2 separate regions of the Homo sapiens genome follow, and region 2 is linked to region 1. Evidence: read pairs that join two places in POLR2A ChIA-PET (ENCODE). Cell type or tissue: OCI-LY7. All regions are shown on one strand.

The links. ChIA-PET counts read pairs that join two places held together with the same protein. Peaks named below come from ENCODE experiments on the same cell type or tissue, not always from the same donor. Only the 100,000 strongest peaks of a DNase experiment are listed, where the experiment ranks them.
Region 2: POLR2A ChIA-PET joins it to region 1 with 5 read pairs; 2 of 35 experiments call an interaction of 5 or more read pairs at or near these places.

Annotation. Positions count from the first base shown.
Region 1 is chr10:102,049,180-102,053,179 of GRCh38, forward strand. All of the region lies in intron 1 of ARMH3 (armadillo like helical domain containing 3), which reads right to left. Among named protein-coding and RNA genes, the nearest start is that of ARMH3, 5.0 kb to the right of the region's middle. In OCI-LY7, no CTCF peak of the experiment used is centred here; no DNase peak of the experiment used is centred here.
Region 2 is chr10:101,615,688-101,619,687 of GRCh38, forward strand. The region is part of intron 6 of FBXW4 (F-box and WD repeat domain containing 4); the gene reads right to left. Among named protein-coding and RNA genes, the nearest start is that of MIR3158-2, 16 kb to the left of the region's middle. RefSeq lists enhancers at 2,795-3,707, 3,753-4,000. In OCI-LY7, CTCF peaks have their summits at 1,752 (motif pointing left) and 1,954; DNase peaks (open chromatin) are centred at 954, 1,974 and 2,764; H3K4me3 peaks cover 2,158 bases; H3K27ac peaks cover 4,000 bases.

The DNA.
Region 1 (4,000 bases):
AAGCAAATAACCCCTTTCTATTTTAATGAATTTCTACTGCTAGTTCACTCCAAGGATTCTATAGATCCAAAATGAAAATAGGGCTGGCACGGTGGCTCACGCCTGTAATCCCAGTACTTTGGGAGGCTGAGGCGGGCGGATCACTTGAGGTCAGGAGTTCCAGACCAGCCTGGCCAACATGCAGAAACCCCGTCTCTACTAAAAATACAAAAATTAGCCACGCATCGTGGCAAGTGCCTGTAATCCCAGCTACTCAGGAGGCTGAGGCAGGAGAATTGCTTGAACCCAGGAGGCGGAGGTTGCAGTGAGCCAAGATCGCGCCACTGCACTCCAGCCTGGGGGATAGAGCGAGACTCTGTTTCCAAAAAAAAAGAAAGAAAGAAAATAGAGTAGGGCCTGCAACTTTTTTTTTTTTTTTTTGAGATAGGGTCTCAAGGCTGAAGTGCAGTGGCACAATCATGGCTCACTGCAGCCTCAGGGATCCTCTGACCTCAGCCTCCTGGGTAGCTGGGACTACAGGCACATGCCACCAGGCCTGGCTAACTTTTCATATTTTTTGTAGAGATTGAGTTTCACCATGTTGCCCAGGTTGGTCTCAAACTCCTGGGCTCAAGCAATCCTCCCACCTAGGCCCCCCAAAGTGCTAGAATTACAGGCATGAGCCACTGCACCCGGCCCCAACCTATTTTTACAATGAGGATATTACTTTGCCCAAAGTAACACAACTAGTAAGTGATAAAGCCATTAAATCTTTCTCTCTGGTAGCGCTTCTCCCTATCAGAATGTCCTGTTAGTGCAAAACATCAGGAGCTAACTAGACCATTAAAAACCAGATTCACTGTAATCCCAGCTACTCGGGAGTCTGAGGCACGAGAATCGCTTGAACCCGGGAGGCGGTGGTTGCAACGAGCTGAGATCGCGCCACTGTACTCCAGCCTGGGCGATAGAGCCAGACTCAGTCTCAAAAAATAAAAAAAATAGAGCCAGGCGCTGTGGCTCATGCCTGTAATCCCAACACTTTGGGAGGCCGAGGAGGGCAGATCACAAGGTCAGGAGATTGAGACCATCCTGGCTAACACGGTGAAACCCCGTCTCTACTAAAAATACAAAAAAACAAAAATTAGCCAGGCGTGGTGGTGGGCACCTGTAGTCCCAGCTACTCGGGAGGCTGAGGCAAGAGAATGGCTGAACCCGAGAGGTGGAGCTTGCAGTAAGCCGAGATCGCGCCACTGCACTCCAGCCCCAGCCTGGGCAACAGAGCAAGACTCTGTCTCAAATAAATAAATAAATACATACATACATAAATAAATAAAAAGATTCAGTTAAAGTTACACTTCTATAGAAACTCCAAACTGACATCCATAATATCAACACTCCCATTTTATCCAAGAAAAGTCACCAAATGTGGTGGCTCAAGTCGGTAATCCCAACACTCTTGGAGGCCGAGGCAGGTGGATCACTTGAGGTCGGGAGTTCGAAACCAGCCTGGCCAACATGGTAAAACCCCATCTCTACTAAATATACAAAAATTAGTCAGCGTGGTGGCACATGCCTGTAGTCCCAGCCACTTGGGATGCTGAGGCACGAGAATTGCTTGAACCTGGGAGGTAGAGGTTGCGCTGAGCTGAGATCACGCCACTGCACTCCAGCCTGGGTGACAGAACAAGACTCCATCTCAGAAAAAAAAAAAAAAAAAGGCCAGGCATGGTGGCTCACGCCTGTAATCTCAGCACTTTGGGAGGCCGAGGCAGATCACTTAAGAGTAAGAATTCAAGGCTGTCCTGGCCAACATGGTGAAACCCTGCCTCTACTAAAAATATAAAAATTAGCTGGGCATGGTGGCAAGCACCTGTAATCCCAGCTATTCAAGAGGCTGAGGCAGGAGAATCACTTGAACCCGGGAGAGGGAGGTTGCAGTGAGCAAAGATTGTGCCACTTGTACTCCACCCTGCTGGGCGACAGAGCAAGACTCTGTCTCAAAAAAAAAAAAAAAAAGAAAGAAAGAAAAGTCAAGTGGGCGCAGTGGCTCATGCCTGTAATATCAGCACTTTGGGAGGCCAAGGCCGGCGGATCATCTGAGGTCAAGAGTTCGAGACCAGCCTGGCCAACACTGTGAAACACCATCTCTACTAAAAATACAAAAAGTAGCTGGGTGTGGTGGAGGGGGTCTGTAATCCCAGCTACTCAGGAGGCTGAGGCAGGAGAATCACTTGAACCCAAGAGGCGGAAGTTGCAGTGAGCCAAGACTGGGCCACTGCACTACAGCCTGGGCAACAGAGGGAGACTCCATTTCGGAAAAAAAAAAAAAAGAAAAAGAAAAAGAAAGAAGTCAGTCAACTCAGGACATCACCTGACAAGCATCATCTCTATTTTCTAGAAGCTAGGACAGAACCAGACTGATTAAGGAAGCACACAAACCACTACAAGGCAGGGTCCATAGCTTGTGTGCTCTAGACAATGCTCCCCTCAGAATGGGTGTTCAGCCTATACCTGAAAATGGAAGTAACTCAGAGACTTTCCCAAGACTAAGAAGCAAATGGCAAAACCAGGACTATTCCCAGGTATCAGCCAGTCTGTACCTACTACAGGTCAACTAGCTTCACAAAAGACAATTTAATCTGGTCCCATCAGCATCTACTCAGTTTGCCTAATGTTACAAATGATCAATGAAGATGAGCTCTCGTTCATTTAAATAAACATGACCACCTTTGGTTCCCTTTCAAATTATCCTACACAAGAAGGAAGGCATTCCTCCTTCCGAAGGGGGAACCAGCTCCAAATTGACAGTATTTCAGGAAATTCTGATTAGAAACCACATTTTCTGACACATCCCAGAATGAAAATTCATGGTAAGATCTTCTCAATGAGCAGGAGATTCCTGTAAATTAATACTTTCTCCTGCTCCAGCCCTGAACTTATTCAAACGGCACACTGTCACTCATATCTTCTCATTTCTTCCCCTGCTCAATTATACAAGCCTCATGAACACCACCTAAATATAAAATGAAAATTATAAGATAAAGTCCCATAATCATCTTCTTCCCCCACTCCCCCGCCCCACCGAAAGACAGTCTCCCTCTGTTGCCCAAGCTGGAATGCAGTGGCACAATCACAGCTCACTGCAGCCTCAACCTCCTGGGCTTACACGACCCTCCCACCTCAGCCTCCTTAGTAGCTGGCACTACAGGCTCACACTGCCACACCCGGCTCATTTTTGTATTTTTTGTAGAGACAGGGTTTTGCTATCTTGCCCAGGCTAATCTTGAACTCTTGAGCTCAAGCAATCCACCAGCCTCGGCCTCCCAAAGTGCTGGGATTACAGGCATGAGACACCTTGCCTGACCCCATAATCTTCATAAAGGAAGCCCAAAAGGTACCTGCAATCTTGCAAAGTAAACTGATTTCCTGCTACTTGAATAACACTTATTAAGACCTTATAAATTACATAAGCATAGTGTAAGACAGAAAGGGACCAAAAAATTACTAAATTACAGTCCCTGCCTTGAGAAGCTCACTATTAAGTGGAGGAAGTGCATAATCTGCTACTTCCTTATAGACAAATAAAATAAACATTTTTTTTTCCCCAAGACTTTTTTCATATATGCCCTCACTCAAAGCTGGTGCCAATACATTAAGCTCACCAGGTCTCTCACTTCCAGCTGCCTACTAAGGTCTCCATCGGTACATCCTACAAGCAACCTGAGCTCGGCATACCAAACCATATCCCCTATGCCTCTTTCCATACCCTAACCTTTGGAAACCTGCTCTACTTTTTCTAATCCATATCCTGTCAATGAAATCCCCATACATCCACTCTCTCAAATTAGAAATCCTAGCCCACTCTCTTCCTAAGAAGTTGAATCAATCTCAGAAGTACAGTATTTCCAAAATCCCCTCCTCTTCATTCCCACAGCTACACTTTCTTCAGACTCTCAGTCAATTGCAACAACTCTAATTAGTCTCACTGCCTCATTCTTCATTACTTTAATCTGCATTTCTG
Region 2 (4,000 bases), 430 kb before region 1:
GAGGGACATTTACATGAAATGCTGACACCCATCACCATCTTTGTGGGGGCAGCTAACTGATGGTAGGGGCTGGCCCTAAAAACCTGGATAGCCCGCCAGGGACAGGCCCTGAGTGCTAAGCTGGACTGGGCACAGGGGGCAGTCCCTGGCACCCTACCCCTGCCCACCAAGTCTGCAGAGCTAGGAAGCCTGGTGCCCTGCTGCACTTCTCCCAGCCTCCCCAACAGCCGCCTGTACTAGAGCACTCCTGAGTCACCACCTCCTCCACCTCCCAACCCACAGCTCAGCATGTCCGTGGCTCCCACACCATTTTTCAGTCATTTTTAACATACTGAATTCCTGATGCTGTTCTCTGGAGACCCTATGCTCCAGAGACCTATGCTCTGGAGACCCAGATGCTCATTCCTGCATCTGTTTGAGTCTGTGCCTACCTGTGCACCTGTCTGCCATGTGCTACCTTGAAATGCAACAATGGCTTTTGGAGAGAGAGAGAGGAGGGAAGGGTGACAAAAGAGTTGACCACCTTCCATCTCTGCTGCCTAGGGGACAGATGGCTTGAAGGTATAAGCTGGGCCCAACATGGCTGCAAAGAGAATGGGAGGTTTTTCCTCCCTTCTATCTCCTTCCTTCAGTCGAGCATCTTCTGTATACAAAGCATTGTGCTTAATGGAAACTACAGGGAGATGTAAGCTGTGACTTGATCAAGAAGACTTTGTCCCTGCCTTCAAGGAGTATTCAATCCAGGGAGAGAAAGAAGTCTGCAACATATATCCAACTAACAAATCAAAATGTGAGTTGGTAGGTACCACAGAGAACAACGGAAAGTTCTACAAGGGGGCAGCTAAGAAAAGCAAGCATTTCTGGCTGGGGGTGTTGACTGATTCTTCACTGACAGACAGGGCTGTCATAGGCAATGACAAGATAGGGAGATGGCCCAGGTGGCAGGAGCAGCAACAACAAAGGTGCAGCACTAGGGCAACCAGGCTGTTTTGGCGGCAGCTGGCAATCTGGTTTGGTTGGAGGCTTGGGAGTGTGCTGGCAGGGTCTGGCCTCCAGGCCACAGTGGGCCTTAGGGTGCACATCCCTCACCTGGCACAAACTCCGTGAGTGGCAGACAGCCATGAGGCTTTTGAACAAACAGTGATTGTCCTAGTCCAGGCCCCGATTGTAGATAAGGAAACCAAGAGTCACAGACAAAAAGTGACAATGTCGTATAGCAAGGAAAGGCAGAGCCTGAATCCATGATAAAGGCAGAGCTCCTGGAAATCCCGTCTGGTAGCAGCTTTCAGGATGACGGGAACAGAGGGAAGTAAGCTGAAGGGCCTGTTGTTCTCTTTGTGTCTGCTGGAGCCAGATGAGACGGCTGCTTAGGTTACCTGGTGGCAGAGTAGCCACCGCAGCAACAGCTCACATATCCTGAGTCCATACTGTGTACCAGGCAACGTGCTGAGTGTTTTACTCGTATCAGCCCATTTAATCCTCACAACAGGCTTTGGAGGTAAGTTTCTTAACCCCATTTTACAGATGAGAAAATGAAGGCGCAGGGGTCACGCACCTAGTAAATCTTAGATCTATATGCTTCAGGGTGGTGGCACTCCCCACCTTCACAGACAATGCAGCCACTCCATCACTGGCCCCTCAACATCCTCAGGACTTGCCCCAAGAGTTACCCAGGGTCACCTCCAGCCCTTTCCAGCTCTTTGCAGGCTTTTCCACCTCACAGATGCCCAGAGGCTTGCCCTCTGGTGGAGGTAGTGAGAGAATCAAGGGGACAGATAGGTTCTAAACATTAACAATGGAGGAGCTATGGAAGCTTCACTTGCCTCAGCCCCATCAGGTGAGAAGGAAGGGCCTTCTCAAGCATACAGCCTCTCACATGCATGTGTCTGTGTGCACACACCCCCAGCACCCACCCACGCACATGTGTTCAGACACAATGGCTCAAAGGCCAGGCAGCCCACTTTGTACTGCTAACAAGGGGGCCATAATTACAGGAAGGGGCAGCCGCGTAGATAAAAGGATACAAAATTTCAACATCTGTTGCCATAAAGGGATAAGGAGAAGTGAAACGCAAAGTATCAGTTTGGTGTCAGCAGGCAGAGAGCCAATTTCAAAGAGTTCAGGGGGACAGAGGAGACAAGAAAGAAAAAGTTAAGGGGGGAGAAAGAAAGAAAGAAATTACAGGGTTCCTTAAAGAGGTAAAGAAAAAAGAGAATGAAAAAAAGCTATCAGTAATGCTTTCAAAGGAGAAGGGAGGTACTTTAAAGAGGGGCAGTTCCCGTAATCACCCTGACTGTGGGCCAGGCCCCTGCACAAGGTGGGGGCAGAGGGCCAGGGCAGACAAAGCCACACCTGGGCAGGATGGGCACTAACAGTGCTCTCAGAGTGGCCCAGCCTGTGTGCAGGACACGGCTTCCTTCTCCAGACAGAAGGGGCTCCAGCCAAATGTCCCTTACCATTTATTCCAAATGTCATTAGATGCCCTGATACTCACTCATATCCTGTGCTCAGTTCAGGATACCAAGGTCAGTTCCCAGCTCAGAGGGAGAGTTCTACCAGGCCACAGCCATGGCTGACCAGGTGGCCCTTATCAGTGTTCCAACACTGTGTTCAGTGGAAAGGGCCACCAACTCCAGCCACAGGGGTCAGGATCAAGGAGAGCTTCGTGGTGGAGGTGCTGTTTATATTGAAGAGCGAGCAGGGTTTCATTAGGCACAGAGGGGGTATTCTGGGCATGGGGTTGGCTTGAGCACAGGCTCAGAGGAGAAAAATCTAGGGCATCTGTTAGGATGGGTGAGAAGCCTATTCTGCCCCTGCCTTTGTTGAGAAAAGGGGAACTTGGGAGCTTTGAGGTGGAAGTGGAGGTGTAACATGGGACCAGGGATGACCCTGGCCCAAAGGGGAAGGGGAATCAATGGGATGTGTGCAGGGCTTGCCACACACACAGGGCAGCACAGGACCTGGCCAAGGACTCAATACCCTAGGAGCAGCCAGGTCACCAACCACCTCCCCACCCCTTTCCCCACCCCACAATCCCAGTGGGGCTTAGGGCTGTGACTGTGGCTGGACCTACTATGACACCTTCAGGTCTGGGATTAAAGGGCTCTCCATCCTGAAGCCCACCTGCCCACAGGCTATCAGGGGCCCAGCTGTGCCCTGTGCTCAGGGCACCAGTGCTAGGTCCATCTCAAATGCCCCTTGGCAGAAAAAAAAAACCCACAGCAAGAGGAAGCCCATGGAGGAAGGGGGTATTTGTGATGTCAGGCCAGTCAGACCCACTTGGGCCTTCCAGCTGCCAGGAGCTGGGCCCCAGACAGTCAACACAAGGCACCTTCCCTGGGGCCTAGCCAAGGAAGGGTCCTGCTCAAACATAGAGAACACAAGATGAGCCTTGATTCCTCCAAACTCCAGGCTCGGGCAGGATGGCTTTGGCATAGTTCCTCAGGGCCTGATGGGATCACAGGGCCTAGCTAGGGATACTTCAGTGGTTGGTCAATCAAGATGAAGATACCGGAATTCCTGGCACTTGGGAGTTAGGGAATGGGCTTGAAGACCACCTACCATCAGAAGCAGAAATATTCTGGCACTTTGAGGTTGGGTGAAGGACTCTTTCTCGTTTAGATAGTAATCCTCTGTCCTTGGGCCTAACCCCATGGTACCCAGTTCCAGAAGACAGAAAGGCAGAAAAAGTCCAGGCGCAGTGGCTCACACCTGTAATCCCAGCACTTTGGGAGGCCGAGGCAGGTGGATCACGAGGTCAGGAGATCGAGACCATCCTGGCTAAGACGGTGTAAACCCTGTCTCTACTAAAAATACAAAAAATTAGCCAGGCGCGGTGGCAGGCACCTGTAGTCCCAGCTACTCGGGAGGCTGAGGCAGGAGGATGGCGTGAACCCGGGAGGCGGAGTTTGCAGTGAGCCGAGATAGCACCACTGTACTCCACCCTGGGTAATAGAGCAAGACTCTGTCTCAAAAAAAAAAAAAAAGAAGAGGAAGGGGG